2 separate regions of the Homo sapiens genome follow, and region 1 is linked to region 2. A link is a contact called in ENCODE Hi-C or POLR2A ChIA-PET data. All regions are on one chromosome and are shown on one strand. Each heading gives the region's core, a stretch centred on a gene start or an enhancer-like site at or near the end of the contact. The rest is flanking DNA. Distances are from core to core; before and after follow the strand shown. Region 1 holds the start of LINC-PINT (long intergenic non-protein coding RNA, p53 induced transcript). Region 2 holds the start of NRF1 (nuclear respiratory factor 1).

The links. Hi-C counts contacts between places; a loop is a spot of excess contacts on that map. ChIA-PET counts read pairs that join two places held with the same protein, here RNA polymerase II (POLR2A). Pooled maps may share reads with other maps.
Region 1: a loop to region 2 is called in a pooled map, with 7 times the contacts of the local background. The contact joins the promoter of LINC-PINT here to the promoter of NRF1 in region 2. A Hi-C loop is called at or near these places in 7 of 50 pooled maps. POLR2A ChIA-PET finds 5 or more read pairs at or near these places in 2 of 52 experiments (GM12878 and activated T-cell).

The regions. Positions count from the first base shown.
Region 1 is chr7:131,108,521-131,111,220 of GRCh38, forward strand. It overlaps LINC-PINT (long intergenic non-protein coding RNA, p53 induced transcript), which reads right to left and starts at 1,405. Exons shown (of 8, transcript NR_170176.1): 1 at 1,217-1,405; 2 at 1-283. It also overlaps a transcript of MKLN1 not described here. RefSeq lists enhancers at 1-257, 2,652-2,700 and silencers at 1,481-1,530, 1,611-1,760.
Region 2 is chr7:129,610,430-129,613,129 of GRCh38, forward strand. NRF1 (nuclear respiratory factor 1) reads left to right here and starts at 1,291. Exons shown (of 11, transcript NM_005011.5): 1 at 1,291-1,395. RefSeq lists enhancers at 709-758, 2,439-2,578 and a silencer at 1,149-2,138.

The sequences.
Region 1 (2,700 bases), core at 155-2,654, 1.5 Mb after region 2:
AAAAAGAAAAACTGGATTTGTCCCTCTGCGAGTTCAGTCAGATCGCTGGGAAAACAGAAATGACAAAACAATAATAACAGAAATAGAACCAGGCATTTGATACATAATTACCATCACCACGGCTTTCAAGCTTTCTGGAATTACGTTCCTCCAGTAACTGTTGATGATGCTTGCAGGAGGCAAAATGCAATGCAGTTTTTCTCTTCCGCAGCTATATTAGGGCTTTGTTGCTGACAACAGTGAAAACTTGTTTGTGTCAGGAAGTGAGGTACGGAGATATGACCTGGAAGGTACAGACAAAACCAAAGTGGCAGTTTTTGCATTACTTTTCTGACCACATTCTTTCAAATGGTGACAAGAAGGCGGTCTGCTGTAAAATTCGTGGGGTGTTTGATGGGAAACAAAATAATCAGAAAAACATAATTATCCCTAGCCATACCATACTTGCTAGACGCTAGAAAGTATACATATATGTAATCTCTGTATACATAGAGAAAGCAAAAAGCATGTGCACTTTAATATTTTTGAACCACTAATTTTGTCATCATTTGTACCATTAACAAACACTTGGAAAGACTCACTCAAGTCCAGGGATGTGTGGAAACTCACAATGTTGAGTGCTGTGGGTATTACTGACTCACAGTCCCTTAAAGGGTTTGTACCATAAATCCCAAATTTCTGCCTTAAAGTTTTTACAGACATGGAGATTTTATCCTGTAAATCTAAGCCAGATAGCTATTTCTGGGTTTTTTAGTTCATGCTTTTCCATTTTATAAAGGAAACTGTGTGGATTGGCGGAATCAAGAAAAACTTCGCAAGAAACTGAAGAGTGGGATGGAAGATCTTTTCGTTTGGCCTTGCCTTGACTCTGTCTCTCTCCACCTCATCAGTTTACTTCATCAGCCATGATGAATGAGCTCCATTCCAACCCTTCTAATTCTATAATATCTCTCCCAAGTTTTACCTTCCTATCTCATGCCTAATTCTTTTCATCCCTTTCCTCCTACCTCCCTTGCCTCCCAACTCAGCCCCTTTTCTGCCTGGGGGCTCAGCTCGGGCCTCCCCAAAGACTGTACCCCCCACCCTCCCCTGCAGCTACCCCCACCCCCACGCCCTTCCCAGCTCGGCCTCTCTTCTTTGCAACTCTACCTCCTTACCTCTTTTGACCTCTAATCACCTTCACAGTCTGGCCCTTGACTTCTGGGCCTCTTCTTACCTCTCTTTACCTGAAATGTCCTGGCCCTCACTGGGGTCTCCTCCACACCCTTCTCTCTGGTCCCATCCCTTCTGCTGCCAAGCCCCAGCGTTCCTCCGGCTCGGCCTGGTCAGCTTGAGCCTCATTTTGTTCGCGTGCCCCTGGGCTGGGAAAGGAGTGTGTGGTGCACAGTGGGGCCAAGGATCCCCTGGGGCCGCGGCCTCTGCCTCGCCCCCTCCACCCCTCCCGAGTCCCGGTTGCGGCGCTTCCTGGGCGGATGGCTTGAAATTGCTGCAGCAGCTGCGGTTCTGCTGTGTCATGCAAGAAGGAGGCGGCGGCGGCGGCGGCGGCGGCCGGAGCTGGAGGGGGAGGAGGGGAGGAACCTGATCCTCCGGTAGCGAAGGGCTAGAGGCAAACACCGAGCTCCTCCAGAGCCGCCCGGGAGCAGGGAGGGCTCCGCTAGCCCGGGGGGCCCTCCCCGCGGGGCAGATGGTAAGTGGGGCGGTGCAGGTGGTCGCCTTGGGAAGGGAGCGCGCAGGGGGGTAAGGTGGGGCGGCGGGAAGTGCTAGAAGTCACCCCAGCCAAACTGAAGGAGCCCAGTTTCCAGCTGAGAGGGACCCAGGCCGTAATAAGGATGTCCAGCCAAACGCAGCAATAATTACTATTGGAGTGACGCCCCGAAGTTGACCCCAAGCTACACAGAGGGTGGAGTGGTGCATCCTGAACCCAGGACAGAGCTGGAGGCAATGATTCAGGGTTTGAGAAGTATCAGCCCATCGGCCTGGCGCTTTAAGGTGCAGCTGAGTAGGAAAAGCCAACCCACATCATATTCCCAGAGCCTTGCTGCGCTTTCTGGGTTGTCTTGTTCAAAACTAGTGAAAGGGATGGGAAACCTGCCCAACCTCACTTTAGCCACGAAAATAATGCTCTTGGCCAGTGGCCTTGGACAAACAGCCTCTGGTGCAACAAAACAATCAATAGGAAGAAGAACTTCATTCCCCTCACCATCCTCCTTCCCCAAGTTCCTTTGACCAGCATACCTCATTCGGCTTAAAGGAGAAAGAAAACTATGTGTGACATTCCCTCCCAGCCTACCTGCAGCCAGCCTCCTCACCACACAAACTGCCCATCCCGCTTCTCTCCTCATCTTCAGAGCCATGATTCCAAGAGACATTGCAATACTACTCACTTTAGGTGAGAAGACTGCCTGAAACTCTGAACAATTTCACCTCCCTTGCCCTTTGCCACAGGGGATTCAGAAACCTACAACTGAGAGCAGGGAAATATACGGACAGGCTTGGCACGTAGGAACATTACTTCCTTCACTGGAGTGTAGTTCTCCAGACAACTTTTTAATTATGATTATTCCCTTCCATTGCACTCCTGGAAATTTCAAAGCACTTTCTAAAACATCATTTTTTTTATGTCAGTCATACATTTAGAGGTAAGGGGTTGATGGGATTAACTGAAAGGCTAATGACTGTCTCAAAAGCACATGCTGTTGC
Region 2 (2,700 bases), core at 41-2,540:
TCACAAACAAACACATCTAATTTAACATGGGGACTCCAGAGACAGAGGAAAGAGTAATGGATCATTTCCAGGTTTCTGGCTTGAGCACTTGGGTGGCTAGTGTTGGCACTCTCCTAGAAAACACTGGAGAAAAAGACATTCAATTTTTGGATATGTTGAATTTTGAGGTTAATAGAATCTTGAAAATTAAAGCTTCCTGATTTTGTTAATCCGTTTTCTGACACCCTTTAGCAATTCTTCAATGCAATGCTTTTCACATTATTATATGCATAAGAATCACCAGGGGTGTGGAGATGGGGATGTGAAAATGCAGGTTCCTAGGCAAACAAGCCAAGATTCTGGATACCAACTGGGTCCCAGGACTCAAAACAATCAGCCTGAGTAATTCTGATGGAGGGAGTCTCCTGACGACACTAAAAAAACAACAAAAACGACCCCTCTGCCGGGCATGGTGTCCTGTAATACCAGCACTTTGGGAGGCTGAGTCGGGAGGATCGCTTGGGCCCAGGAGTTCGAGACCAGCCTAGGCAACATAGGGTGACCACCCACCCCCGTTTCTAAAAGTAAAAAAAGACCCCTCGTGTGTCTCCACCGTTAGGTTGTTTTCCCACTGTCCACCCCTCCCTACTTCTCAGGCACCTGCTTGGGGGCCCCTATTGCTTCGAATAAGCTCCGTGGGAGCCAGGACTTTGTCTTGCTAACAGGTGCATCTTCAGCGCACTCAGAACAATATCTGGCACAGCACGAGACACCTAGAAATGTTCGCCGAACGATCGAATGGCTGAATACATTCATATGTTGCTTTGTACAAAAACTTGCTTTCAAATATCTGGGAAGAGTTAGAGATAGGAAAGCAGAGGTCATTTCAAAGAGAGAGAGTGAGGATACCACCGGGAAGGCAGCGCCGAAAAAACCAGAGGGGAACCACTTGCCGATCCCCCAGGCACAGTCTGGAGGTCCCAATTCCCGCGGTAGGGGGGCGAGAGATGCCACTCGTCTGATCAGCAACCATTTTGGGCCCGCTTGCGCCGCTTCTCCGGGGCGTCCGCGTTGTGCTCATCCAGTTGCTTTTGAGGTTCCGGCCCCCTCCAAACCTCTGAAGCGCTCCGTGCACGCGACGCGGCGGCGGGGTAAGCTGGAGCCCTCGCCGCGAGCCCTCTCCGCTGCCTGCCCGCAGCACAGCCGCGCCGACCTCCTCATCATGGCGGCGGCCGGGCGGGGAAGCCGGGCCGTGCGTCGCGTGCGTGCCCTCTCCCTCCCCTCCCCCTCCTCGGCGGCGGCGGCGGCGGCAGAAGCGGCAGCGCTCGCCATTGCCGCTGGTGGCAGGAGGCTGCGAGGAGCCGGCGCGGTCGCAGTCTCCACGGCGCAGGCCCACGGTAGCGCAGCCGCTCTGAGGTGAGTGCCCTACCGCGCAATCTCCAGCTATTTCAGCCCCGGCGCAGCCGCAACACGCCGCCCGCCCGCCGGCCGGCCGGCCCGCCCCGCAGCCGGCACCCTGCCGCCCCCGGCTCTGGGCCTGGGCCCCCGCCGGATTCGGCCCGCCTCGGGCGGGGGGCCCCGGCCCGGCCCAGCCAAACCGCCACCCCGAGGATGCGCAGGCCGCACTAGGCCCCAGGCGTCCTGGCGGGCTCGGGAGGGAGGCGCTGCCCTCCCGAGAGCCCCAGGGTTCCGGCCTCCTCCGCCGCCTGGGGCTCTCGGGGCCGCGGCCTTCTCCCCGCCGTGGAACCCGGGGCCCGGCCTTCCCGCAGCTCGGGAGCGGGAGGCGCGGGAGAGTGCGCCGGGCCCGGGAGCGGGAGGTGGGCGGGCTGCGCGGGACCGGAGCCGCGGCTCTCGGCTCGCCCCCTCGGCCCTTCCCGGCTCTCGTACGCGGGCGGGCGGGCGGGCGGCGCGGTGGGGCCGGGCTGGGGCGCGGGAGCCGCTGTCTCCTGCGGGAGAGGAGGCTGGCTCTTTGGGCGACCTCCGAAGCTTCCCTCCTGCCGGGGTGGCGTGGGCTTGTTACCCAGGTAGACTGGGGGACGCTGGAATATGGCGCGTTGCCCACCTTCTTGCAAGTTAGGAGGTGGCCGGGGCGGCAGTTCGAGGAGGAGGGCGCAAAGTCCTTTTGTACGCAGAAATAAGGAGCGACATTGTGTTTTCTTCCCCAGCTGAGATGTGCCCGCGGAGGGGCCGCGGTTCTTCCTGTGCCTGGGGTGGTGGTCCCCTGGGTGAGGGAGAGGGGGAGTGGCACGCCCCTCCGAAGGAACAGAACCTTTTGCCACTGGAAAGACAGGGGCTCTGAGATGGCCGTGTGCATGGTATTTTCCCATATCCCCAGACCTTTTCGGGTTTGTCATTGAATGTTGTGCACTCCATCGTGCAATGATGTCTGCTGCCTCTCTCACCTGTTGTGTCGTGGCTGCTGGTCCCAAAGTTTCTGCAGTGTATTTGGCTGTGCCCACCAGAACTTGAAGTTGTTTAAAAATCTTAATACTTGGGGGGCTTCCAGTGATATCTGCTCCAACCAGTTGGAGGAGCTGTTGCCTGCTCTCCATTCTTCTTAAGCATTAGATTAGAATATATTAATTGCTTATTTTAGAGCTGGTGTCAATCGTGCTGATTTCTTTATGTGGTCAGAGCAAAATTCACATTTTTTTAAGTGTTCAGAGACTGCGTATTGAGAGACGCATAAGGAGAAAGGTAGTGTGAGTGAGCCTGTCAGCT